Regions from separate parts of the Homo sapiens genome. Here all the other regions are linked to region 5. The links are chromatin contacts, found by Hi-C or POLR2A ChIA-PET in ENCODE. All regions are on one chromosome and are shown on one strand. Each heading gives the region's core, a stretch centred on a gene start or an enhancer-like site at or near the end of the contact. The rest is flanking DNA. Distances are from core to core; before and after follow the strand shown. Region 1 overlaps SOBP (sine oculis binding protein homolog). Region 2 holds the start of RPF2 (ribosome production factor 2 homolog). Region 3 overlaps SCML4 (Scm polycomb group protein like 4). Region 4 holds the start of GTF3C6 (general transcription factor IIIC subunit 6). Region 5 holds the start of CD164 (CD164 molecule). Region 6 holds the start of SLC60A2 (solute carrier family 60 member 2). Region 7 holds the start of PDSS2 (decaprenyl diphosphate synthase subunit 2).

Region 1 (3,524 bases), core at 834-3,333, 1.7 Mb before region 5:
ACTTGTCATCTCTGCAGCTCCTCAATTTTTGTGGCCTCACATTTGATAGTGGCTCTTGGTGCTTTTATTTTTGTATCCCCTCTCTCCATTGTCACTTATTCTTGAGAAAGAAAGAAAAGAAAGAAAGAAAGAAAGAAAGAAAGAAAGAAAGAAAGAAAGAAAGAAAGAAAGAGAAAGAAAGAAAGAAAGAAAGAAAGTAAGTCAAATGTGAGCTCTTTATTCAGAAATAAATATCCACATTTCCAAATCTGACCATGCCAAATGAAAAGGTTTCCATGGCCTTGTAATTCCACCCCCATTACATATTTGTGGTGTTTTGCATTTTCACTTTGGTTATTTAATATACATATTAAGTACACACAGATCTGGTGATTTAATGTGATTGGGGGAACTCAGGCATTTCCTGTCGTGCACAGTGAAACTTTCAAACCTTGTTTTTGGCTGCTGCTGATTATTGTTGCCATTAACACCAGGATTTAGATAGCAGGGTTCAAAGCACAAGCTTCCACTTAGTCCTCCCAATGGGCATTTGACCTCCTCTTGCTCTTGCTAAATTCATGTTATAAACACTCCAAGCAAGCTTCCAGGTCTCTTTGTGGCTCCATTTCTTCACTATAAAATGAGGAAATGGTACTGTATTATCTCTGGGGTCCCTTCAAGTCCTACATTCTATCACCTCTCTGAAGTTATTTGTTCATTGTTCTAAGAATAATCTCAACAGTTGTAAAGATGTTTACAAGTCCTCTGTCACCACCTCACCTTAGCCAAATTTTACCCATTCACATTTCTGACAGCCTCATTTATTGGCAGGAAGAAAAGGTGCTGTTTTGGGGCATGGCAGAAGAGAGGCGCCTGACCCACTCATGTGATCAAAGTGTGTCGAGCGCCCACAGCGGGCCAGACTCTGAGCTACGAGTTGGGTGTAGAGACACGAGCAAAACAGACAAGCCCCTGACCTCTGGGGCTTTACCATGCAGTTGGCAGACTTCTAAGTGGCTGCTCCCAGAACTGACTGAGTGGCCTCAGGAAGCTCTATTTCAAACCAAGTGACTGGCGGCAAATGAAAGAAGGCTGCAGGTATCAAGAGGCAGAGCCTCATATCTCGGTGAATGTTGGGATGAGCATTCCCCAGAAACTGACTTTCCTGGTGGAAAATCCTGTTCAGAGCCTCTGCCCTGGGACCCCAAGGCTCTTGGTTGATTTATTTTCTTCCAGTCCAGTGCTACTGTTTGTTTTGGATGTGAAGAGATGTGAATGGCTCACCTTTTACAGGCAAGACCCACACACGGAGAAAAGCAAGCATTTCTTCCAGCTTAGTTGCCTTTGTGGGAAACTTCTGAAGATAGGTATATGTGTCCATGGTAATTTTCCACTTGCCAAAAAGTGAATCTATTGGCCCTCTTTTCAGCAAATACCAGAGCTGAGACATGGGGTTACAGGAGTGAGGTCAGGAGCTCCAGGGTCCTCCGTGACCTTGCCTGGCTTTGGAGTGACCTTGGGTGACTCAAAAGACCTCCTGCTGGGGCTGGATGCGGTGGTTCATGCCTGTAATCCCAGCACTTTGGGAGGCTGAGGCAGGAGAATCACTTGAAACTGGGAGGCAGAGATTGCAGTGAGCCAGTTGCACCACTGCACTCCAGCTTGGGCAACAGAGCGAGACCCTGTCTCAAAAAAAAAAAAAAGCCTCCTGCTGGTTAAGCATGCAGTCATGTGGAGGGGGAGGGTTGCTGGGTTGCAAAGGATGCTGTGGTCTTTGGGTGAGGGCGTGGTGTACCCTACTCATTATGGTATTCCAAAAAGCGACTTGAGTTTCATTTCCTCACACAAAGCTGGCAGGGCTGACCTGAGCAGACCGTGAATGAAACTCCTGTTGAAATCACGCTGTGCTGCAGCGGTTCTGGGGCTCATCCTAGGTCTGCCCTGGCGGCTGGAGAGTGTGCTGCTGTCTGACTCATGCCTGGGTTCTCCCCAGCTGGGCGGAGGGAGGGGGATCGGTCCAGTGGATTCTGACAGCCCCTTCTGCTCTTTTTCCAGGAACGTTCACTCACAGGGTACGCTCATGGAGAGAGGGCGCAGAGCAAACCATGTCACGCCATCCAATGACACCAGCTGGTCAGCTCACCACCCCCTCTGGCTAAAACTCAAGCAAATAAAGCCGCTTCCTGTCATTAAGCATCTCAGAGGAAGCAGCCCTCCCTCGATGGCCTCTAGCCCAGAGAAGCCCGCGCATCTTGGACCCACCAAGCAGGCCCAGCCTTCCTGCTGCCACCATCTCTGCTTCTCCCCAGAGGAACTTAGGGATTTCACCCCTGGCTTTTAAAAAAAACGAAATACCGACAAGCCACAAGGACCAATGTAGGTATTCTCCCCGCCCCATCTTCAAGGCTCAGCGACTGAGGCTGGAAGATGATATGGATTGGAACACAAAAAATCTTTTTTTAATCTTTTTAAAAACTGCTGTGGTTTTGCTGCTACACTAAGAATTGTGATTTGCATTGTACGGTTTTGGACCTATATTGTTCACGTTTTGATGGCGGAGAGGGGTGGTCCTGGAGGCCCAATGCTTCAGAGTCATCTCTGTCCTGCCCGGGATGCACTTTTAAATGAAGAGTTAGAATATTTTATTGGCTAATATACTTTTCTTGTTATTTTTACAAAGGCCACCTTTATCCTTTTTGATGCCATATTTTCAGTGTTACACTTTTATGGCTTTTAATTTTCGATTTGACAGATGTAAGAAGCAGCATGAATAGTTTATACTGTGGTTTTTCAGAGACTGAATGCCAAGAGAACTCGGTAAATGTTTATTCTTCTCAGCTTTCTCTTTAAATTCCCCTAAATAGCGCCCCATTTGGGAACAGAGCAAGAGTGTTGAACTGAAGACCAAAATGCCCTCAAGGTGTAAAATAATCCGAGGGGGAATATTTGCTGGGCGTCAGGAAAGACTCAGATGAAATTTCAACCCTGATGGTTTTCGGTGATCCAGGAAGTCAGTGAGACAATCTCTCTATATGCAGAGCCCTTTCATGATAATTAGAATGGTATGGACAAACCAATGAAAACAAGAGGGAAAGTGAGAAAGATCACCCATGATTCTGTTTCACTGTTTGCTTTCTCCTGTCATGGTTAAGAGAAATGTGCAATTCGATCCTCAATCAGTGGGTGGAGGATAACAGGGTAGATTCACTTGTGTGCACTTGTACAGTTGTAGCTGCGAGTCCAGAAGTCCTCTAGAGCATGTGTACTGGCACTGAGTTGGTGAGACAGTTGTGGAGTATCCCATTCTGATGAGTACAGAAAAAAAAAGAAAAAGAAAAGAAGAGAAAAAATTAAGAAAAAAATCAAAAAAGGAAGAAAACTAAAAAAAAAAAAAATCAAATCACCTTGTGATTCAGTGTATCTGTTTACTAACTCAAATAAAGCAATTGTTCCCTCTGGAGGGGTCCAGGTGCCCCCGCCCCACAAGGCCGCGGAGCCTCAGCAGGAGGGGTGGCGAGTTGCGGGTGGGCAGGGCCAGGACGGTG
Region 2 (3,486 bases), core at 815-3,314, 1.6 Mb after region 5:
ATGGTCTTGATCTCCTGACCTCATGATCCGCCCACCTCAGCCTTCCAAAGTGCTGGGTACAGGTGTGAGCCACTGCTTCCGGCCTACATTTTAGACCTGCAAAACTGATTTCAGACTTCTGACTTCCTGAAGTATAAAATAATAAATGTGTGATAATTTGTTACAACAGAAATAGGAAACTAATACCAAACTCTCTTACATTGCTCATGGGAATTTAAGTGGTGCAGGTGCTTTGGAAAACAGTTTACCAGTGCCTCAAAATGTTACACTTAAGAGTCAGCATATGACCCAGCAATTTTTCTCCTAGAGAATTGAAAATGTATGTCCACACAAAAATTTGTACACTAATATTCAAAGCAGCTGGGTGTGGTGGCACGCGCTTGTGGTCCCAGCTACTCGAGAGGCTGAAGCACTAGAATCACTTGAACCCAGGAGATGGAGGTTGCAGTAACCTGAGATTGCATCACTGCACTCCAGCCTGTGTGACAGAGTGAGACTCTGTCTCAGAAACAAAACAAAGCAAAGCAAAACAAAACAAAAAAACACAAAGCAGCATAATCCATAATAGCCAAAAAATAGGAACCATTCAAATGTACATAAGCTGCCGGGTACAGTAGCTCACGCCTGTATTCCTAGCACTTTGAGAGGCCAAGGCGGGTGGATTACCTGAGCTCAGAAGTTCAAGACCAGCCTGGCCAACATGGTGAAACCCTGTCTCTACTAAAAAATACAAAAGTTAGCAAGGTGTGGTGGTGCGTGCATGTAATCCCAGCTACTTGGGAGGCTGAGGCAGAACTGCTTGAACCCGGGAGGTGGACGGCGCAGTAAGCCAAGATCGCACCACTGCACTTCAGCCCTGGCGACAGAGCAAGACTATGTCTAAAATAAAAAAAGTACCTAGGTTGATAAATGGATAAACAAAATGTGGTATATCCATACAAAGGAATATTATTCAGTCCTAACAAAATGGAAGTACTGATCCACGCTACATGTATGAACCTCAAAAAGATAGTGAAAGAAGTCAAACACAAAAGGCCATACGTTGCACGAAACCATTTATATATGTTCAGAATAGGCAAATCCATTGAACATAAAGTAGATTATTGGTTGCCAAGGGCTGGCAGGAGGGGGAAGTGGGGCATGGACTGCTACTGGGTGTGTGTGTCAGGGGGGTTCTTTTTGAGGTGATTAAATATTCTGGAATTAGTGGTGATATTTGCACATCTTTGTGAATACACCAAAAATCACTGAATTGTACACTGTAAAGGGGTACATTTTATGGTATGTGAAGTATATGGTAACTTAAAAACTGGGGAAAAATCACGAACAGCAGTACATTTTCTGCGCATCTTTTATGTACTAGGCAACTGTGGTAGTCATAAATTCTGTCACACAGATCGCATAGTTGTCAATAGTGCCCCTTTCACATCAATGTTTTTAGTGCTTATGTGAGTACCTACCGTGCAATCAATCAACCTTTCTAGCATCCTGGGATTCCTTGAAGAATAAAATCTGGTTTCTGAATACCTGACTCCAGGTATGCACACTAGCGCGTACATCAAACTGCGAGGGTCTATGTTATTTTATTTTATTTTTATTTTATTTTTGAGACGAAGTCTCGCTCTGTCACCCAGGCTGGAGTGCAGTGGCGCGATCTCCGCTCACTGCAACCTCCGCCTCCCGGGTTCAAGCAGTTCTCCCTGCCTCAGCCTCCCGAGTAGCTGGGGTTAGAGGCGCCCGCCACCACGCCCGGCTAATTTTTGTATTTTTAGTAGAGACGGGGTTTCGCCATGTTGGCCAGGCTGGTCTCGAACTCCTGTTATCAGGTAATCCGCCCGCCTGGGCCTCCCAAAATCCTGGGATTACAGGCGTGAGCCACCACGCCCGGCCAGTGTTACTTAAAAGTATTACCTCGCACCTGTAACTCCAGGAAAGAGCCGGGGCAAAAATCCGTAACCAAGACAACAGGGCGCGATTCCAATCAAGATGGCCGCCAGCGCCTCTAGACGCCCTCTACGAGGCCGTCCCCGGAAGTGGCGTTACGCGCAGCTTCCGGTTCCGCCTGTTCCGGCGCACGTAATCGCCGAGGGCACGTGCATGCCCCCTGGTTAAGAGTTGCAGGTAGCGGTAGCGATGGACACTCTGGATCGAGTAGTGTAAGTGCGCTGGGTCTCAGCCCCGGGGAGCGTTGGGGTGAAAGGGTCCCGTGATGAGGGTGGTACTGTCTCGGCCTCTCACTCTTCCTGGTTACCCCTCTAATTACCTGGGTGGGGGCCGATCGATCACCAGCCCGGGTCCTCCTCAGCGCGAGCTGCTTGCCAGGAGACAGTGGGGAAGCTCTCAAGTGGGAGCCGTGGGATGGGAGGGATGTGGGATTGAAGCGTTGGCCGCTTTTATCCTAGCCAGTTGAAAAACGTCTGACTTCCGAAGTATGAGACAGATGGTATAGTGGGGTTAGGAGCACAGCCCTCGGAATCCGACAGATCTGAGTGACAGTCTGGCGCGTCCACTTAAAGCTTTGTGACTTTGGGTCATTAAATATCTCTAAATCTTAGCTTATTCTGTAAAATAGCGCTCACCATAGTCATACTTCATAGAGCTGTGAGGGTTAGTTTCGAGAATGTATGTAGAGCCTTTGCTGCAGCACGTAGAAATGTTCATTAGTTTTTTCTTTTCCTTCCAACTTTGTACACTCCTCTGAGTTATCCTTGAATGATACCTGTTTTAAATTTGTTCAAGAATATTTGGGCTAAACAGCCCTGCTGTTACTTGCTGTGATTTTCTTGCTATTTACCTAAGTTAACATGTATCCAAAACGACAGTTTTAGTCATTCAGAGATTTTGCACACCTGCTATGCCTCTAGCTGTTTGGACTACAAAGAGTAGTTTACTAGGTATTGGGACTAGTTCACACGTTAATTGGGAGCAGGCAGCTAATAAAACATGTTAATTGCTATTTGCATTTGTTGCTGTTTAATGAGATACAAAAGATAGAATAATTTGTATCTTTATCAACCAGTAAATGATCAGAAGCTTTATATGTGACATTATATCTGGAGGAGTATTTTAAAAATCTACATGGGAAACTTAAGTGTATGTATGGTCTCTTTTTCTTCCCAAAGTGTCCATGGGACTGGACGAGGGAGGGTCATAATTATTTGGGAGGAAGAATTCTTTCAGTAGATGGCAGAGAACTGTCTGAAAAGCAAGGTGCTCATTGTAGAGGAAGCAGAGGTGAAGCCCCTCTTTTGAACAGAAGTGTGTAAAAACATGCCACTCCTACTGTCACATCATAAAGTCAGAATAATGAATTTATTTTCCCTTCATATTTTACAGGGTAATTGGTCTAGACGAATTTTTAAATCTAGCTTTAAAAAATTTGTTTTTTTTTGAGACAGGGTATCACTCTGTCACCCAGGCTGGAGTGCAGTAGCCCCATCACAGCTCACTGCAGCCTCGACCTCCCTGGGATCAAGCAGTCCTCCT
Region 3 (3,312 bases), core at 285-2,784, 1.7 Mb before region 5:
TGCTGTTCTCATTCTTCTTTTTCTAGCTAAATTGTCTCCATCCCTCACCCAATGCCAGGCCCTATCAAATAAAAATCCAACCACAGGAGGCATTTGGGTTGTAATAGCAATATCAGATTGACTTCGTTTCTTGATTCTGAATCTTGGACCTAGTTGTGGTTGGGAATTCTACAGTGTGTCTTGTTAAATGCCCAAGTCAGGAAGCTTTTGTTATCCAAAACCTCTTTATAGCTCTTGGTGATTATATCTTGGATGAGAGACAAGGAAGAGCTCTCAAACTTTCACCAGAGCATCAGCAGACACCAGGAAAATGTGCCCTGTGAACACATCCCCTTGGAGCCCACTGGCAGCGGAGACAGACGTGATATATCACAACTGCAGGAAGCTAAAGGTAAGTACCGCCAGAGAGAGAAGGCTGAGGAGTTTGTCAAGTCATCAATACCCACCCTTCTGCCTGCAGCCTCATGCAGTTTTCTGGCTTTTGTGGTTTTAAACCATTTTGATTAGTACCATGGGGAAAATGCCATTTCTAAGTCTCTTCCATGGTTTATGACTTGGGTCAAACTCCCTTAAAGAGGTATGGTTTTTTTGATGATAACTGCTTTTTACTTGGGATGGAACTTCAGAGCAATATTGAACAGTCATTTGGGTGGGAGGGTGGGGTGTGGGGGGACCCACAGCAGGCACTAGGCTGACAGCTAGGTGAGAAATGGGTGAGGACGCTGGCGGTTTCTCTCCCACTTTAACATCCTGCCACTCAAGTCAGCATGGTTTTTATCTCCATGGTTTCCAAACATTTTTAGTTGTGCAAATTTTGTTTAAGCAAAGCACATATAGAACCCCACTCTGCAAATGTGAAAAGGCCCTGCTTAAAGAGAGGGAGGGCACCTGGAGTCCTGTCTGCTCTTGTTCCATCTTCTCCATCTCTTAGAACCTTGAAAGCCATCAGGCATGATTTGAAAACCCCTGGGGTTGTTTTGAAAGACAGGCTTTGGAGCCCACTGAAGTCAGATCCTGGCTTAACACTTGATTTACCTTCTCTTGAACCTCTTTTTCTTTATCTTTAAATCAAATATACCAATACCTTTTTATAAATATTAAATCCTAAACATATAACTTATAATAAGTCGGAAACTGTCTGGCCCCCTTGAGTGTAGGTGTTCAATAAATAACAGTCTGATACAGGCCTCAAGCCCCCCTTTGCCAGGGCTGTGGGGGGTTCAAATATGAATAAGAGGCTTCACAAAGCTGAGGGTCTGTTCCTTTCTCTAGGATAGAGTAAGAACTATAGATGAGGAAACAAAGTGCCATGGGAGGAAAAAGGAGGGAGTGAGCATTTCTGATCAGACTTCCCATTGCCTACTCAGCGTTACTTTGCACTTCTTCCTCTGTAATAGCAGCCCTAACTTCCATCTGGAATCATGGTTGCTAGGAATGAAAACCACATTTCCCAGCATCCCTTGCAGCAAGTGGCCATGTGACTACATTTTGGTCAATGAAATGTAAGCAGAAACGGAAACCTCTTTCAGAGACACTGGTGCTATCCTTCCTTCCGTCTTCTCCCCACCCACTTCCTCTGTCTCACTGCTGAGAATGTGCATGGCTGACTGGCTGTTTCTGGTACCTGCGGTTTTATTTAGCACCCTGAGGAAGGCACTGGTTAAAAGGAATCTTTCGGCTGGGCGGGGTGGCTCACGCCTGTGGTCCCAGCACTTTGGGAGGCCGAGGCAGGCAGATCACGAGGTCAGGAGATCGAGACCATCCTGGCTAACACTGTGAAACCCCGTCTCTACTAAAAATACAAAAAAAAAAAAAAAAAAAAAAAAAAAAAAGCCAGGTGTGGTGGCAGGCACCTGTAGTCCCAGCTACTCAGGAGGCTGAGGCAGGAGAATGGCATGAACCCAAGAGGCAGAGCTTGCAGCCTGGGTGACAGAGCGAGACTCTGTCTCAAAAAAAAAAAAAAAAAGGAATCTTCGGAGAATTAAAGTGTTAACAGACCTACAAAGGATGAATAATTTCATTTTTCTTCAGTGTATCACAAAGGCTCAACAGTGAACTTCAACTGATACATCACATAGCAGCTTTTCTCCAAAGAGGTTAGGTGGCTTTGCGATTTTAAACATCCCACAGTCCCGTGGTGGGGGTCCTGCTGATTATGGACAACTGGATTTCAGGGTCTCAGGCAAAGTTCTCTCTAATATTTATTTTTATTTATTTATTTTTTGAGACAGAGTCTAGCTTTGTTGCCCAGGCTGGAGTGCAGTGGCGCAATCTCTGCTCACTGCAACCTCCACCTCCCGGGTTCAAGCGATTCTCTTGCCTCAGCCTCTCAAGTAGCTGGTATTACAGGCGTGCATCACGACACCCAGCTAATCTTTGTATTTTTAGTAGAGACGGGGTTTCACCATGTTGGTCAGGCTGGTCTCAAACTCCTGACCTCAAGTGATCCACCCGCCTTGGCCTCCCAAAGTGGTGGGATTGCAGGCATGAACCATCGTGCCTGGCTGGTTCTAATACTTCTAAGTTATTAAAAAGACAGCCAGGATTCAGGGTTCAGGTATTGATGTTCTTGGGATGAAAGGCAGCAGGCACAGGTGGACTCCGTGTCTCTGATCTCATCCCAGATCCTGACAGGCAGAAGGGCCTGAGCTAGGGGGCCTCTCCTGGGGTGCAACCAGGCTCCAGCAGAGAGGCTTTCTCAGAGCTGGAGGCTGAGGAAGGGTCTGGGCTGCCCCTCGGCCAGTCGTCTGGCAAGATTACTCAGACTGTCAGGGCCTGATTCCAGGATGATATGAGTTAGCTCTGTGTCCCCACCCAAATCTCACCTTGAATTGTAATAATCCCCATGTGTCAAGGATGGAGCCAGTTGGAGATAATTGAATCATGGGTTTGGTTCCCCCATTCTGTTCCTGTGGTAGCCAGTAAGTCTCACGACATCTGATGGTCTTATAAAGGGGAGTTCCCTTGCACAAGCCCTCTTACCTGTCACCATGTAAGACGTGCCTTTGCTTTCCCTTTGCCTTCTGCCATGATTGTGAGGCCTCCCCAGCCATGTGGAACTGTGAGTCCATTAAGCGTCTTTCCTTTACAAATTACCCAGTTTCGGGTATGTCTTTATTAGCAGAACAGACTCATACACAGGAGAACAAAGGGCCGGTATGGGGATGAAAGTGAAGGACAGGAGGACATCCTAGGGCTCAACTGGAAGGAGGTGTGAGGGGCTGGGGGACAGGAGCTATGCTGAAGCCCTCTGAAGAGCCCTGGATTCCCTGGCCCTGGGTCACCAGTTGGACTGAACAGGGCAGACTGTTG
Region 4 (3,670 bases), core at 580-3,079, 1.6 Mb after region 5:
ATCGTGTTAGCCAGAATGGTCTCAATCTCCTGACCTTGTGATCCGCCCGCCTCAGCATCCTAAAGTGCTGGGATTACAGGCTTGAGACACCGCACCCGGTGTTAAGTATAATTATTTTCATCCTCATATAATAAATAAGAAAACTGAGGTTGGAAAACTTCACAATTATTAAGCTTCAGAGCTAGAATTGAAATGTACTTCTAACAGGTCCAGTGTTCCTTCTACTTTTTTAAGCTATGAAATCCTATACATTTAATTAGGCAACTGGACAAAAATATACACAAAAGAGTGTTATTTACAATATCCACAAATTGTAAATAACCTATGTGTTAAAAAATAGAGGATCAAGTTATGGCACACTCATACAACCATTATGTAAAGACAGGCGCTGTGGCGTGCACCTGTAGTCCCAGTTACTCAGGAAGCAGAGGTAGGAGGCTCCCTTTGAGCCCAGGAGTTTGAGGGTACAGGGAGCTACGATGGCGCCACTGCACTCCAGGCTGGGCGACAGAGCCAGACCCTGTCACAAAAAAGAAAGGAAAGAAAGAGAGAAAGAAAGAAACAAACAATGAATAAAAGAAAGAGAGAAAGAGCATCATACTAAAAAATTTATATATTACTACTAATAATAGATTAAATGCACTTTAAATGCTTACTATGTGCTGAATACTGGGCTAAATTTATTTTATATGTATTGTCTCATTTAATCCTCACAACCACCAATCTGCCCAAAGCCTTGCTGTTAATAATGCAGCAGAACTTGACTGGTATTAAAATCCAAAGCTCAGGCTGGGGACGGTGGCTCACACCTGTAATCCCAGCATTTTGGGAGGCCCAGGCAGGGGGATCGCCTGAGGTCGGGAGTTCGAGACCAGCCTGACCAACATGGAGAAACCCCGTCTCTACTAAAAATAACAGAATTCGCCGGGCGTGGTGGCGCATGCCTATAATCCCAGCTACTCGGGAGGCTGAGGCAGGAGAATCGCTTGAACCCGGGAGGTGGAGGCTGCAGTGAGCCGAGATTGCACCATTGCACTCCAGCCTGGGTAACAAGAGCAAAACTCCATCTCCAAATAAATAAATAAATAAAAATCCAAAACTCACGATCTTAACCACTAGATCACGCTATCGCAAGTACGAAGACCGTTTCTTTCACAATCACAAACATCTATGGGATACTTCTGAAAATTCTGTTCAAACTTCTCTTGCCCAGGTCTCTGTGTTCCTATAACAATGTGTATCTCTTACAGCACTTGCTTGGATCCATTTATGTACCTCTCACAGATCTTATGCTCCTGCAGGCCTGAAACTTAAGCCCACTTTCTATTTTTCATAGCTCCTGGTGCAGTGCTTTTTACTGTGTAGGCGCTCATTAGTATTAAACTGAATGTGCCTTTAACTTGGCTTGGGGTACGTTGAATTGAGGATGAGCGCTCACACAATATTAAGAATTTCTTTCCAAGAAATGTGCTCGGGTCAAACACAAGGCCTTTCTGTCCATGATCCGCCTGAAACCATGGTTTCCTTGTTTTCGCCTTTATCCCTTCTGCCTTGCCAGTCCTCCCCGCCAGCGGGGCCGAGAGCCCGGCGACTCTTGCGTGACCGAGCGGGCTCCGCTGCCTACGGCAGCCCACCCCCAGCCCCTGCTCTGAGGCACCGAGAAACGAGGAGGCCCGTGGCGAGTCTCCACGTGGGTACCGGCGCTCTCGGCGCCCGTAGCCACCCGCCCGCCGGAAGCCGACATCTCGAGTTCTGGCAGAAGCAATTTGCGCGGCGAGGAGCGGAGCGGCAGGAACCCAATAAGCTGCTTCGCCTCGGAGCTGAAGCCCGTACTCAAGATGGCGGCTCCGGGCGGGCGTGGCCAGTGACTAGAAGGCGAGGCGCCGCGGGACCATGGCGGCGGCGGCGGACGAGCGGAGTCCAGAGGACGGAGAAGACGAGGAAGAGGAGGTAGTAAGCGCTACGCCAAAAGCCTGCACCGCAGTGGCGGTGATGCCTGTGCTGGCTGTGTGTGGGGAAGGGAGTTGGGGAGCTGCGGGCCGGAGGGAGGCCCCACTGCTCCTCACCGGCTTCTTGCTCCTGGGCGCGAGGAGCCGGGCAGCTTGGGACCTTAGCCCTAATCGTCACCCCGTACTTGGGATGGGAAGTACCGGGAAGTTACCTTAGGTAGCGTAGTTTCCTCTTGCTGAAAACAGGGTCCGGTTTTCACAAATGTGGGAAATTTGGCTTCTTTTGCTAATTGCTCCCTCTTGGCCGCTCGCGTGCTAGCATGTTAACCCCTCTTTCTTTCACCAGGAGCAGTTGGTTCTGGTGGAATTATCAGGAATTATTGATTCAGACTTCCTCTCAAAATGTGAAAATAAATGCAAGGTTTTGGTGAGTTTTCTAGACTTGGGGGGATTGTTCTAGAGTGTCTTAAATGTAAAACAAGAATCAATGGTGAAATACCTATCCGCAAGTATTGATATATTTATTTCACCTTACAAAGTAGTGAACTCTAAGGATAAGAAGTATACTAAGTATAATTAATTAATATGTAATTAAGTATAATGTAGAAGTACAGCGGGGACTATGGGAGCAGATAGGAGAAAATGGCTAACTTTGCTTGCCTGTTTGAATGTGTGGCTGAAGAGAAAGTTACAGATTTGGAGGAAGTAACATTGTGATATGGAACCGTACATATATTCCTGTATTCTCAGCACTTTGGGAGGCAGAGGTGGGAGGATCACTTGAGCCCAGGAATTGGAGACCATCCTAGGCAACATAACGAGACCCCTTCTCTAAAATAATAATAAAAAAAAATGGCCAGGCGCGGTGGCTCACGCCTGTAATCCCAATACTGGGAGGCCGAGGCGGGTAGATCACGAGCCCAGGAGTTCGAGACCAGCCTGGCCAACATGGTGTAACCCCGTCTCTACTGAAATACAAAAATTAGCCAGGCATGGTGGTGGGCGCCTGTAATCCCAGCTACTCGGGAGGCCGAGACAGGAGAATCGCGTGATCCCTGGAGGCAGAGGTTGCAGTGAGCCGAGATCGCGCCACTGTACTCCAGCCTGGGCAACAAAGGGCAAAACTCCATCTCAATAAAAAAAAAAAATAATAATAATAATAAATTAGCTGGGGATGGTGGCATGCGCCTGTGGTCCCTGCTGCTCAGGAGGCTGAGGTGGGAGGATTGCCTGAACATGATCATGCCACTGCATTCCAGCCTGGGTGACAGAGCTAGACACTGTCTCAAAAAATAAATAGATGACAGATAGACTCTTTGCACTACTGTTGACAAAACTTCCTCTGTTTTTAGCTTACTCTTGAACAGGATGTTGATTGAAATAAACCTTGTTACTTGAGTATGAATTAAGTAGTCTTCAGGTTGTAACTGCTGTGATCAGAGCAGTTGTAGTTTATCCTGTACTTGGTAGGACAAGATGCTCTAGAGGTTCCCCAGTTTTGGAGATTAGTTTCCTTGGTAGCAAGGTTACAATGTTGAAGCCTTTTTCTAATTATGTTTTTTTTTTATGATCCTTTATTCTGTTGTAGGGCATTGACACTGAGAGGCCCATTCTGCAAGTGGACAGCTGTGTCTTTGCTGGGGAGTATGAAGGTAGGAGGATGTCAGATAGATGGAACTCTTTCTGATATGGGCTTTTCAGAGATGGTAGCTCTTCTCAAC
Region 5 (3,671 bases), core at 616-3,115:
GATAAAACATGCTGTTTAAAAACCTTTGTGCTTGACGGGTGTAGCAAAGTGAAATGTCTGAAATGTTCTTTACAATGAACTAAACTTGCTACCTTTCAGACCACACTACATCCACTTATGATTTCCAGAAAATACATACCTCCTTTGCACGCACTTCAATTACACAAAGACAAATTAATTTGATACTTCCAACCTTCTCTTACACACACACTACAATTCTGAAAGGAAACTGTCAAATTAAGACTGAGACAAACATATTCTGCTCTATCATCTTAAAATAGTGCGGTTAGAATTCCCAGTATTATACTGCAATTTACTTCCCTCGTTTTGAAATGTTACCATTACATCTTCCTTAAACTAAAAACAAAACATTAAGTTTACTATATACTTTATTAAACTTTTATAAAATACTAAAACTAGAGGAGAATTTGTAGAATATGAATGCCGTGATAAAAATCATTACACTTCGGCATTCTTCGGTCAAGAAGCCAATGTTAACTACGTAAACATTACTCCTTAACTAATGTTAACTAGAATAACCAATCATACGAGACTGCAGGTTTTAAACCTCTAGTGTTTCTCCCGCTTATTACCTCAAACTTATCTTCCTTCTCTCTTTTGTGTTGTCACGGTATATGGCAATTTCTGCTTTAAAATGTATGTATGCCTTAACCAGCCCTATGCGACTGCACATAACAAAAGACACGCTCCTGATCGGGTTTTAGAAAACCCACAGACCTGGGCACAAACCCCCGTTCCACGACCTACTAAACATACGCTATCTGAGCACAGGACATAGTTAAGAAAATTTTAAAAACAATTGAAAAAAGAATAAACATACAATGTCAGGAGAGTTTACTCATCTCCGTCTCTGCATCTACCTCCTAGGTTTCACTACCTACCTTCCAGTTTAGCCTTAGGATACGTACGCAAAACACCCGGTACATACATGGGTACTTTTCTTCCTTTTCGCATACTTTGAAGTGTGAAGTTTTCACTAACTACGTGCTCAAACGTCAGCTACATTCTATTCCTATCTGCAAAACCAATGTAATTAAATCTCAAGCGACCTTCTCAGACTCAAGTCTGAGACACGAACGAGCATTACCGTCTTTAAGTTTCTCTTTCCCGGACTTCCGGAGAAGGCTACCTCCGGAGAGAGGCGCCGGGAGGGTGAACAACCAGTGGCAGGGAGAGGCAGCTCGGCCCCACCGCCAACCTCAGAGGCGCGACGCCCGGCCCCATCCTCAACCCCACCGCTGCCCCCGCGGAAGGAAGCCACGTCCCCATTTCCGACCCCAAGTGAGGCTAGGAATTACGATGCACTTTTAAAAGGCACCTCGACTTGCAACACTTCGAGGGGGGCCCCAGCCCCGCAGCCACTGGGAACCGCGCGTCCGCTTCCCCCCAGCGCGCTCCCCACCCGGCCCGGCCACGAGTGGACTCCAGGCTGGCCGCCATGTTGCCGGAGTCGCCGCCGCACCCCGAGCGCGGCCCGCCCGCCCGACCGTGGCCCGAACCCGGGCCCCGCCCGCACGGCGAGGAGGCAGTGCGGCTCGGCTGGGCAGGGGAGGGCGGGAAGCCCACAGGGCCCGCGCCCACCTGGTGCCGGAGTGGTGACCAGCGGGAGGGACGTCACCGGCGCCGAGGTTACGTTGGAGATGGGCGCTAAAGTCGTCACGTTCGGGTGCTGGGTCGTGTTCTTGTCCGCGGACAGCACGCAGAGCACGCCCAGGCAGGTGGCGGCCCAAAGCAGTGAGCGGGAGAGCCGCGACATCGTGTCCTCAGCGCTGGCGTTCGGGAGAAAGCTAAGGCTCGCAACGCTCAGTCAACCCCTCAATCCCCTGCGGCGCCGCCTCCGAGACTACGCTCCCCCGCGGGAGCGCGCAGGGGTCACGTGAGAGGCCCCTGTTTTCGGCGTGCGGGGGCGAAGAGGAGGGAGGTGGGGCTCGGACGATACCAACGGGAATCCTACGGGGGGAAGCAGGGGAGTCGGGAGGAAGCCGAAGGAACCTGGCCCTCAAAGCGACTGTGCCACAGCCAAGAAAACTGGGAGCTTCTGCAAATCGTTCTTCTTGCCCTCAGATTACCAGACACGACGCAGCTGGACTTGTCTCATGCCTGCGATAGGGACGGCCCCCACCCTGACTTGCATGGAACAGTCGACATAATGTGGCCTACTGCTTCCACCTGAGCGCCCCGCCAGGCTGTAATTCCGCGGGCCCACGTGACCTCCGGGGCCGCGCCTTCCGGACGCAACTCCACTGGGGCGGAAGTTGGTTTTGTGCGGCTCTCAAGAACTAAGTTTGTGCTGTGCTGCGGGATCCCCAGGGAGCTTCCTTATATCTTCGGCAGGACCCCTTCTTTTTTTCTTGAAGATTGATTTTGCTAGAAGTTATCCTGTGATGGGACTCCCTAGGGGAATGGAGGCACCACGTGGTTAAGGAGTTTGTGCGTTGCCGCCCACATAGTGTGGGCAGCTGAGGCGCCGCCCGGATCAGAGCCGCAGGGCGTCTACTCTGTCACTTTCCCAACCTGACTTTTCCGGATTGCTATTTCAGACGGCGGTTGCAGCAGCCGACCTGTCTCAACTCCACCACTGTAGTCAGAGAATCAAAAGCGGTCTGAGTTGCGAGGTCATTGGGGAGGCCCCCACCCCCACATTACCAGTGAGGAAACTGAGACTTAAAAAAGTGACCTGACCTGGACACGGGATTGCCTGACATCAGAGCTGGATTCTTAAGTTCCTGTTAGTGTTAAGGCGCTGCTCAGACTTTTAGTAAAGGTGAGCGCCATCTACTGCCAAGTCTCACAAAATATTCGCAAAATTTGATACGGTTATCACATGGTAAAAATTAGACTTTAAAAGTTGTATTTAATGCTGTGTTTTCAGCTGTTGTACACTTATGTAATTTTAATTATGCAAAGTTATCCTAATAATATAGGAATATTAATTGCTTTCGTGAGGTCTGTCTTGATGTGCCACGATGACTTTTTTGATGTGCCAAAAAAGATGACTACATAGTGCTTTTACCTTTTTGCTCAAATAGAAAGATTTTATTTCCCCTTGGGATCTTTTCAGTGTCGTCCTTCTGTACCCTCAGGACTATGAACATTTGTTCCAATGACTACGCTAGTTGGAGTAGTGTTGCTTGGATGTAAACAAAAAGCTGATAGTTTTGACTGATCCAGCCCAGAAGCATGAGAATGCTGTCAGGGAAGTGAGCTCCCACCATAAGCCCTTCAGAGAAGTGTCTGCTCTTCTCTCAGGAGGCCTCTCTCTATATTTAACACTTGACTATCTGGCACCCAGACCAAATGAAAGCGCAAGGCAACTTTAATTTTTTTTTAAGGTTAAGAATGTAAATAGGGGCCGGACGCGGTGGCTCACGCCTGTAATGCCAGCACTTTGGGAGGCCAAGGCGGGTGGATCACCTGAGGTCCGGAGTTTGAGACCAGCTTGGCCAACATGGTGTAAACCCCGTCTCTCCTAAAAATACAAAAATTAGCCGGGCATGGTGGCACGTGCCTGTAATCCCAGCTACTAGCAGGGCTGAGGCAGGAGGATCGCTTGTATCCGGGAGGCGGAGGTTGCAGTGAGCCGAGATCACACCACTGCACTCCAGCTTGGGGAACAGAGCCAGACTCGTCTCAAAAAAAAAAAAAAAAAA
Region 6 (3,380 bases), core at 370-2,869, 1.9 Mb after region 5:
ACCTGCTCTAAAATAAATGCTTGGCGGGCCGGGCGCGGTGGCCCACGCCTGTAATCCCAGCACTTTGGGAGGCCGAGGCGGTCGGATCATGAGGTCAGGAGTTCGAGACCAGCCTGACCAACATGGTGAAACCCCGTCTCTACTAAATAAAAAAATTAGCCGTGCGTGGTGGCACGCGCCTGTAATCCCGGCTACTCAGGAGGCTGACGCAGGAGAATCGCTTGAACCTAGGAGGCAGAGGTTGCAGTGAGCCGAGATCGCACCATTGCACTCCAGCCTGGGCGACAGAGCGAGATTCCGTCTCAAATAAATAAATAAATAAATAAATAAATAAATAAATAAATAAATAAAAAAGAAATGCTTGGCGGGGCATGGTGGCTCATACCTGTAATCTCAGCACTTTGGAAGGCCAAAGGCAGGCGAATCACTTGAGGTCAGGAGTTCGAGACCAGCCTGGCCGACATGGTGAAAACTCGTCTCTACCAAAAAGCGCCACAACACTCCAGCCCGGGCGACATAGGCTCTGTCTCAAAAAAGAAAACAAACAAACAAAAAAAAAAGTGGGGGTGCGGGTGGGGGGAAGACTTAATGACTAAACGAATAAGTCTGGAGAGACGGGTTGCAAGGGATGATGAGACTAAGGTTTGTAGTCTGGGAGCCTAAGTGGATGAAAGTTGGAAGAATCAGGTGGAAAAGAACATTTCAAATAGACCACAAAGAAAAGTATATAACATTTTGAGGCTGTGGTACGCTTTGTTAAAGAGCAAAAGGAAAACAATTCCTCAAATCAGGGGGGAGGGATAGCATTAGGAGATATACCTAATGTTAAATGACGAGTTAATGGGTGCAGCACACCAACATGGCACATGTATACATATGTAACTAACCTGCACGTTGTGCACATGTACCCTAAAACTTAAAGTATATAAAAAAAATTCCTCAAATCGATGCCACGCTCCACTTCTTTACAACGATGGAATTATTTCAGGAATTGGAATTATTTCAGGAATTGTGTTTGAAACCACAGCTTTGGATCCCGATTTCTTTCTTGAGCTACTGTTACACTGTTTATATACGGCCACTAATTCGATGACTGAGCTTGGGCAGATTGTTAATTATTTTCTATGACTTAATCTTTCTATCTGTACAACGGGGATAACGTGGAATTTGGAGTGTTGTGAGGGTTGAGATAATATACGTGATAACTTACACAATGACGTTCAACAAATACTTGTGGAGTGAAAGATGCGCGATTCATTGACAGATCTCAGGGATTTCAGAAAGCTGTATAAGGACCAGCTCTTCAGGCTCCCTTCGCTCCCCAGGAGACCGGGGAGCCGGCGCGAGGCGCTACAGTGTAATTCTTGGCCCCTTTTCCTCATAATGGTTTGGCCGCATTTTTACCTCTTGATTTCCCTGGTCCCAGGCTGCAACTTCAGCTCGCTCCGCCATGGGGCGCACGTCCGCCAGCCTCTGTGAGCTCAGCTAAGTATGATGCCTAGGCTAGAGAGCTACGTCCGGTCTCCTAGGCAACCATATCAACTTCCGGCTTGAGGCACGATAGCGGTTGGCGAGAGGCCACATTTCCGCCACGTGACCCGCGCATGCGCCTGCTTGCTGGAGAGCGAGCGTCTTTTGCCACGAACACCTGCGGCGTGCCGAAGTTCCTCTTCTCTGCCCCGGTTCCGGGCGGTCCGCTGGGAGGTGGCGCCCGGAGGGACACCCGTGCCTGGGGTCGGGGCCAGTGCTCTTCTCGGAGCTCCAGAAGTTCTGCTGAGAAGCGCGGCGGCAGCAAGACGACTTCTCCGGAGCCGCCGAGCTGGAGTTAGAGGTGGAGCTCCGTGGGGCCGGGCCCCCGGCTGCGGGGCAGCGGCTCCTGCAGGCGGAGGCCCCGGCGGAGAATGAGCCGGAGCCGGAGGTGGTGGTGGTCTCCTGGCAGAGCGGTGGGACCGGGAGCAAGCTGCGGTGGTTCACCACCTTGATGCTGTGTGCCTCCTTCCTGGGGCTGGTGAGAGCCGGGGCTGCAACACTCCCAGGCCGGGGCGTTCGAGTCTTGCCTTCGCCACTTGCAAACTGACCTTGGGCGCGTTACCTAATCTGACTGGGCCTCAGTTTCATCATCTAGAAAATGGGCACAATTCTAATCTTGGAGGAAATAGATTTTCTGAATACGTCTTTCAGCTCCAGCAAGCTTTTTTTTTTTTTTTTTTTGACGGAGTCTCGCTCTGTTGCCCAGGCTGGAGTGCAGTGGTGCGATCTCGGCTCACTGCAACCTCTGCCCCCAGGGTTCAAGCGATTCTCCTGCGTCAGCCTCCCGAGTAGCTGGGATTACAGGCGCCTGCCACTAAGCCCGGCTAATTTTTGTATTTTTAGTAGAGACGGGGCTTCGCCATGTTGGCCAGGCTGGTTTCAAACTCCTGACCTCAGGTGATCCGCCCACCTCGGCCTCCCAAAGTATTGGGATTACCGGCGTGAGCCACGGCGCCCGGCCCGGCAAGCCTTCCTACGTCTCCTTCGTCGGATGGGAAGGTTGCAAGAGGGGTTCACCAGGTCTTTGGCCGCTGCTCTCCGCACCCACCCACTCAACCCCCAAATTATTACACAGAAAAACTACTTTTCTGGAATTTCTTCCTGGTGATCTGACCAAATTCAGCCAACCGCTTAATTTTGCAGATAAGGAAATAGGCCCGGAGGGGAAAGTGACTTTCTGGATCACACAGCTGGTTAAGTGATAGAGCCAGAAATATGTCTTTTACTCTGCCCACCATCCTATTTATTAATAAAACCAACCTTTAGATTCTTAAATGTTTTTCTTGGAGCAAAGGGCAAGCCTAGAGGCGCCTTTTGCCAAACCCCTGGGTCGCCACTCAATTCACTTTTCGGAAACCTCCTCCTTATCACTTGATAATTATGATCCTGGGGGAGTTGAGAGGATGAGTCCTCCCAAGAGTCATGTGTGGTCACTTACCATCTCAGGGACTCTGAGCCACAGTTGTTTCTTAGAGTATTTTGATTGGGGGCGGTGGGGAGGGGTGAAGAAAGAAATCACTTCAGACTTTTGGTGAGTCGTCACTGACTTGTCCGGTCCTGTTGTAAATCCTTTGAAGACATGAACTAATTTGATTAGATTCTGTGCTCAGGCTTCTCTCGAAGTACGAGGTGCTTGCTGTGCACCTGGGCCCATAGTGGTCCGTGGTCTTGGACTGTTACGAGTTGGGCAGGGGGCGCACCCCATGCATTTAGAGCAGAGCAGGGCAATTAGAATCAGTTATTCTGGAAATGTAGACTGATTGGAAACATTTTTTTCTTTAAATGTCCAATGAATTTCCTCTGAAAGTCAATTGTAATCCTTACCTCTTGCTGACACTGCATTGAGTAAA
Region 7 (3,786 bases), core at 270-2,769, 1.9 Mb before region 5:
ATATTGACATATATAGACATATCTACGTAGCAGGTGGATCTGATTAAAGAGTATGCAAGTGTGTTCTTTGAACTATATTATTTTTGTAACTTCGCTGTATGTTTAAACTAATTACAATTCAGGTGTGGGGTTTAAGTGGAAGAAAAAAAAAAAACTTTTGGCCGGGCACGGTGGCTCACGCCTGTAATCCCAGCACTTTGGGAGGCCGAGGCGGGTGGATCACGAGGTCAGGAGATTGAGACGATCCTGGCTAACACGGTGAAACCCCGTATCTACTAAAAATACAAAAACAAAATTAGCCGGACGTGGTGGCGGGCACCTGTAGTCCCAGCTACTCCCGCCTGGGCGACAAAGCGAGACTCCGTCTCAAAAAAAAAAAAAAAAAAAACTTTTATAAATCCTAAAGGCAGGTTTCACAGCAGTAGTACAGCATAAGTGATAAACATCCCAAGAAGATAATGACTACTAACGGGATAAATTCCTACTTCAACCCCAAGACATTCGTTGGAAAGAATTATCTACCTTCAGCCTCTCTCTCTCTCCTTGCCTACTTTCTGGAGGTGACCCCCTGAACAGTGCGGGACAGAAAATTAATCTATCCCATTAAAAAAAAAAAAAATTTCTAGGAAGTGACTCAATAAACCTACATCTCCGCTCGATTTCTCCACAAATCACTGAGGCATCTTCATCCTCAACAATTAAGAAGCAAAATCGAGGAAAGCATACAAGTGTTTCAAAGAAAACCACTTATGCACTCAGCTGAGCAAGAACGTTAAGTGGACTAGAGAAGAGACAACACGGAATGTCTAGGAGGAGTGAGTAAAAAGGAAGGACTAAAAAGAGATAAATCAGGAGCCAGTCTGAGAGAGCTAGAATGCGTATGCCCGCCAGAAAAAAAAGTATTCCAATGAGTGCGAGTGTGTCAGCGGGAGAGGGGTAGCTCACCTGGCTGTGGTAAGCAGAGGGTGCTGAGTGCCCACCAGCTTCCGCACCTGCATAGCGATGTTGCTGAGCTCGTCGCTCAGCAGGCAGCGAAGGCTCATGAAGGACGTGGGGTACCCCACGATCTTCTCCGCCTCTGACACTACCTGATTCCAGTGGGCCGGGGACTTGGAGGACCGACCACGCCAAGAGCCCACCGAGGAGATGGTGTCGAGGGACGGGGACCACCACAGGCGACGCGGGGAACCCGAGGCTCCAAGATAACGTGGCAAGTGCAACAGCAGCTGCCGAAAGTTCATGGTTTGAGTCTGGAAGGGTCTGGGACCTGGGGGTATCCAGAAGTGCCGCGGGAAACAAACCAGGGGCAGAGGAGGAACTTACAGTAACTAAAAGGAAGCGGCAATTCTTGACCCTCAGAGTAAGGTGGCTTCCTGGAGCAGTGACCAGAAACGAACTTTAACTGCTGCTTTCTGCAGCCCAGGCTGGGCAAACAACAGTCCCAGCTCAGCACTGCCCCCGGCCACCCGGGGTAGAAACCACAGCCACTGCCTATGTGGAGGACGCCATATTGGAGGCATGGAATGCGGCCTGCCGTAAAGACAGAGGCGGGTTGTTAAGTATACTCTCTACTTTACGGCGTACCCGAGAACGCCCCCGCAGGGGCGGTGCTTTGGAGGTGAACCCGGGTTGGGAGGTTCAGCTCCTCCCACCCCGCCGCTCTGGGCCAGCAAAGGTCGTCAGTGACAGGGATCAGTTGTGGGCGGCGAGTGGTCCCTCTGCACACGGTATCTGGGCCGAGTCTGGATTCATTAGAGTCCCCGGCGCCCAGCACTGAGTGGCATGCATAAGTATTGGTGTCACGAACAACGGTCAGCCCCCGGCTTGCCCGCAAGGAAGGGCGTCGGGCGGAGGCACCAGTTCCTCCCGGAAGCTTTTTGTCGCTATCGCCACCAGCCCCTGGCAGTGGCAGTGGCCGTGGCCGGGCGTGAAGGCGGCCTCTCGGGCTGCATGCCTCCTGGAGCTGGGGCCACGTCTCAGTGGTGGAACGCCTAGTCGGGGCGTGGGGCTGAGCCCTCGTGTCCTCAGGGCCCAACCAGACATAAGGCAGCGTGGTGCGGCGGAAAGGGGTCCCAAGGAAAGTCCTCGGATCCAACTTCGAATTACCGGCCTCCTCGCTGAGCCTTGGGAGAAACAGCGGTGCCTCCTTCCCGCGGGTGCGGAGAGGAAGAATGAAACGTTGCCTACTCCCTGCCTCTTATCTTCCTCTTTATGCCTAGCCTGGAGCTCAACTCCAGGATTGAAGACTATCGCTGACCGGAGTGCTTTTCACGTACTAGTTCATGTATTACTTTATTTAATCCTCAGAACAACCTCATTAAGTAGATAATATTAGTATTCTCCGTGTTTTGTATGAGGAAACTAAGGTGCAGTCGAGTCGCGTAAGTTCCCTAAGACCACACTAGACAGGGATGTGAGCCCAGACAATCTGGTTTCAGAATCCGTATTCTAACCGAAAGATTACACCGTCTAAATAATAGGCTCCCATCCACTCTTTTCTCCTTATTGCTGAGAGGAAACAGTCAATATGATTATCTTTTAAGTAATGCTACCTATTTTTTTTTCAAATGTGCCTAAGATCTTACCTCCTTTCTTATCACCTAAAACAGGTGTTAACCGTTCTTAATAAAGGATATATTATCCATTTTTTACACTCTTAAAAATAGCTTATAAAACTCTCTAAAACTTTCAAAATCCTTCCAAATTCATGGTATTTTATTTTTATTTTTTATTTATTTTTTGAGATGGGTCTTGCTCTGTCACCCAAGCTGGAGTACAGCGGCGCGATTTCAGCTCACTGCAACCTCCGCCTCCCAGTTTCAAGCAATTCTTGTGCCTCAGCCTCCCAAGTGGCTGGGACTACAGGCGCCTGCCACCACGCCCGGCTAACTTTTGTATTTTTAGTAGAGACTGGGTTTCACCATGTTGACCAGGCTGGTCTCAAACTCCTGACCTCGAGTGATCCGCCCACTTCGGCTTCCCAAAGTGCTGGGATTACAGGTGTGAGCTACCAGCTACCATGCCCAGCCTGTCAGTATTTTTTAAATGAGCATCATGCATAATACTGTACCAGCCTCTTGAGCTACAAATAAAGATTGGGACTTAAAGAGTAGTTGTTCACTTTGCAAAACAAGATGATTTTCTCTACAAAAGATTTAGCTTCATACTCTCCCTTTGGCAAGTTTTCCTTGTGATTTAAATTTTTTATTTACAAAAATTCAGTTTAGGTGTAACTTTTCAGGGGCACATTTTATTTAACATGAATTGTGATTATAAGTATCAAACACAGTCTATGCCCTTAAAGTAAGTAAGCTGAAGTTTGAAAATAATTCCTGTGAAAGAGATAAACTCTTGGCAACAAAATTCAGGTCTGTTAGGAGATGAAAATAAATATGGAGAGTGAGATACTTTACCATTCCAGGAGATGAAAATAAATATGGAGAGTGAGATACTTTACCATTCCAAAAAGTTCCAAGGCCAGAGCTTCTGGGTTATCCAAGGTGAAAGAAGTCATGAAAATACAAAGATAGATAGAGACTAATGTGATATATTGTGCACCTGAGGCTGTTTCTTCAGCCTCATGGTACCTTAAGGGTAACTTTTCACGCAATTTCCTCAATAGCAATTCACAGCATGTACTTTAATTTCTCCACAGAAGCCAAGTGCATTATTCTCTGGTCATACTCTATTAACCAAGTTTTTGATTATTCATGGGACTTTGGGTCCCATTTACTTTAAATAATCAGCATTTTCCTTTATACTTACAGTTAAAAGGTTGCATTATAC

Evidence for each region. Hi-C counts contacts between places; a loop is a spot of excess contacts on that map. ChIA-PET counts read pairs that join two places held with the same protein, here RNA polymerase II (POLR2A). Pooled maps may share reads with other maps.
Region 1: a map with no recorded cell type shows a loop between it and region 5 (8-fold over the local background). The contact joins the enhancer-like site here to the promoter of CD164 in region 5. A Hi-C loop is called at or near these places in 3 of 37 single-sample maps with no recorded cell type and 3 of 50 pooled maps.
Region 2: a map of B cell shows a loop between it and region 5 (10-fold over the local background). The contact joins the promoter of RPF2 here to the promoter of CD164 in region 5. A Hi-C loop is called at or near these places in 3 of 168 maps with a recorded cell type or tissue (B cell and naive thymus-derived CD4-positive, alpha-beta T cell), 1 of 37 single-sample maps with no recorded cell type and 10 of 50 pooled maps. POLR2A ChIA-PET finds 5 or more read pairs at or near these places in 1 of 52 experiments (A549).
Region 3: a map of CD8-positive, alpha-beta T cell shows a loop between it and region 5 (11-fold over the local background). The contact joins the enhancer-like site here to the promoter of CD164 in region 5. A Hi-C loop is called at or near these places in 2 of 168 maps with a recorded cell type or tissue (CD8-positive, alpha-beta T cell and naive thymus-derived CD4-positive, alpha-beta T cell) and 5 of 50 pooled maps.
Region 4: a loop to region 5 is called in a map of naive thymus-derived CD4-positive, alpha-beta T cell, with 17 times the contacts of the local background. The contact joins the promoter of GTF3C6 here to the promoter of CD164 in region 5. A Hi-C loop is called at or near these places in 1 of 168 maps with a recorded cell type or tissue (naive thymus-derived CD4-positive, alpha-beta T cell) and 9 of 50 pooled maps. POLR2A ChIA-PET finds 5 or more read pairs at or near these places in 2 of 52 experiments (PC-9 and activated CD4-positive, alpha-beta T cell).
Region 6: a map of CD8-positive, alpha-beta T cell shows a loop between it and region 5 (16-fold over the local background). The contact joins the promoter of SLC60A2 here to the promoter of CD164 in region 5. A Hi-C loop is called at or near these places in 1 of 168 maps with a recorded cell type or tissue (CD8-positive, alpha-beta T cell), 1 of 37 single-sample maps with no recorded cell type and 7 of 50 pooled maps.
Region 7: a loop to region 5 is called in a map of CD4-positive, alpha-beta T cell, with 6 times the contacts of the local background. The contact joins the promoter of PDSS2 here to the promoter of CD164 in region 5. A Hi-C loop is called at or near these places in 2 of 168 maps with a recorded cell type or tissue (CD4-positive, alpha-beta T cell and naive thymus-derived CD4-positive, alpha-beta T cell) and 9 of 50 pooled maps. POLR2A ChIA-PET finds 5 or more read pairs at or near these places in 1 of 52 experiments (CD4-positive, alpha-beta T cell).

Annotation. Positions count from the first base shown.
Region 1 is chr6:107,656,173-107,659,696 of GRCh38, forward strand. It overlaps SOBP (sine oculis binding protein homolog), which reads left to right. Exons shown (of 7, transcript NM_018013.4): 7 at 2,035-3,524. Among named protein-coding and RNA genes, the nearest start is that of SCML4, 170 kb to the right of the region's middle. RefSeq lists enhancers at 1,357-1,934, 1,683-1,732, 1,935-2,511, 1,973-2,162. Within about 2 kb of position 2,084, at least 21 of the 41 ENCODE cell types and tissues checked have a DNase peak (open chromatin) inside an H3K27ac peak, as active enhancers do.
Region 2 is chr6:110,979,974-110,983,459 of GRCh38, forward strand. RPF2 (ribosome production factor 2 homolog) reads left to right here and starts at 2,065. Exons shown (of 10, transcript NM_032194.3): 1 at 2,065-2,156. The coding sequence starts at 2,134.
Region 3 is chr6:107,715,342-107,718,653 of GRCh38, forward strand. All of the region lies in intron 6 of SCML4 (Scm polycomb group protein like 4), which reads right to left. Among named protein-coding and RNA genes, the nearest start is that of SCML4, 110 kb to the right of the region's middle. RefSeq lists a silencer at 1,435-1,584. Within about 2 kb of position 1,535, at least 6 of the 41 ENCODE cell types and tissues checked have a DNase peak (open chromatin) inside an H3K27ac peak, as active enhancers do; they include CD8-positive, alpha-beta T cell, where a contact is called at or near this core.
Region 4 is chr6:110,956,877-110,960,546 of GRCh38, forward strand. It overlaps GTF3C6 (general transcription factor IIIC subunit 6), which reads left to right and starts at 1,830. Exons shown (of 6, transcript NM_138408.4): 1 at 1,830-1,950; 2 at 2,296-2,376; 3 at 3,538-3,601. The coding sequence starts at 1,894. RefSeq lists an enhancer at 1,703-2,152.
Region 5 is chr6:109,380,602-109,384,272 of GRCh38, forward strand. It overlaps CD164 (CD164 molecule), which reads right to left and starts at 1,866. Exons shown (of 6, transcript NM_006016.6): 1 at 1,603-1,866. The coding sequence starts at 1,777. RefSeq lists a silencer at 1,324-1,603 and enhancers at 1,759-2,268, 1,824-2,173, 2,254-2,483.
Region 6 is chr6:111,257,720-111,261,099 of GRCh38, forward strand. SLC60A2 (solute carrier family 60 member 2) reads left to right here and starts at 1,620. Exons shown (of 4, transcript NM_153369.4): 1 at 1,620-2,008. The coding sequence starts at 1,982. It overlaps SLC60A2-DT (SLC60A2 divergent transcript), which reads right to left and starts at 1,493. Exons shown (of 3, transcript XR_001743807.2): 1 at 1,405-1,493. RefSeq lists enhancers at 1,270-1,329, 1,650-1,729.
Region 7 is chr6:107,458,045-107,461,830 of GRCh38, forward strand. It overlaps PDSS2 (decaprenyl diphosphate synthase subunit 2), which reads right to left and starts at 1,520. Exons shown (of 8, transcript NM_020381.4): 1 at 946-1,520. The coding sequence starts at 1,241. RefSeq lists enhancers at 1,391-1,840, 1,561-2,482.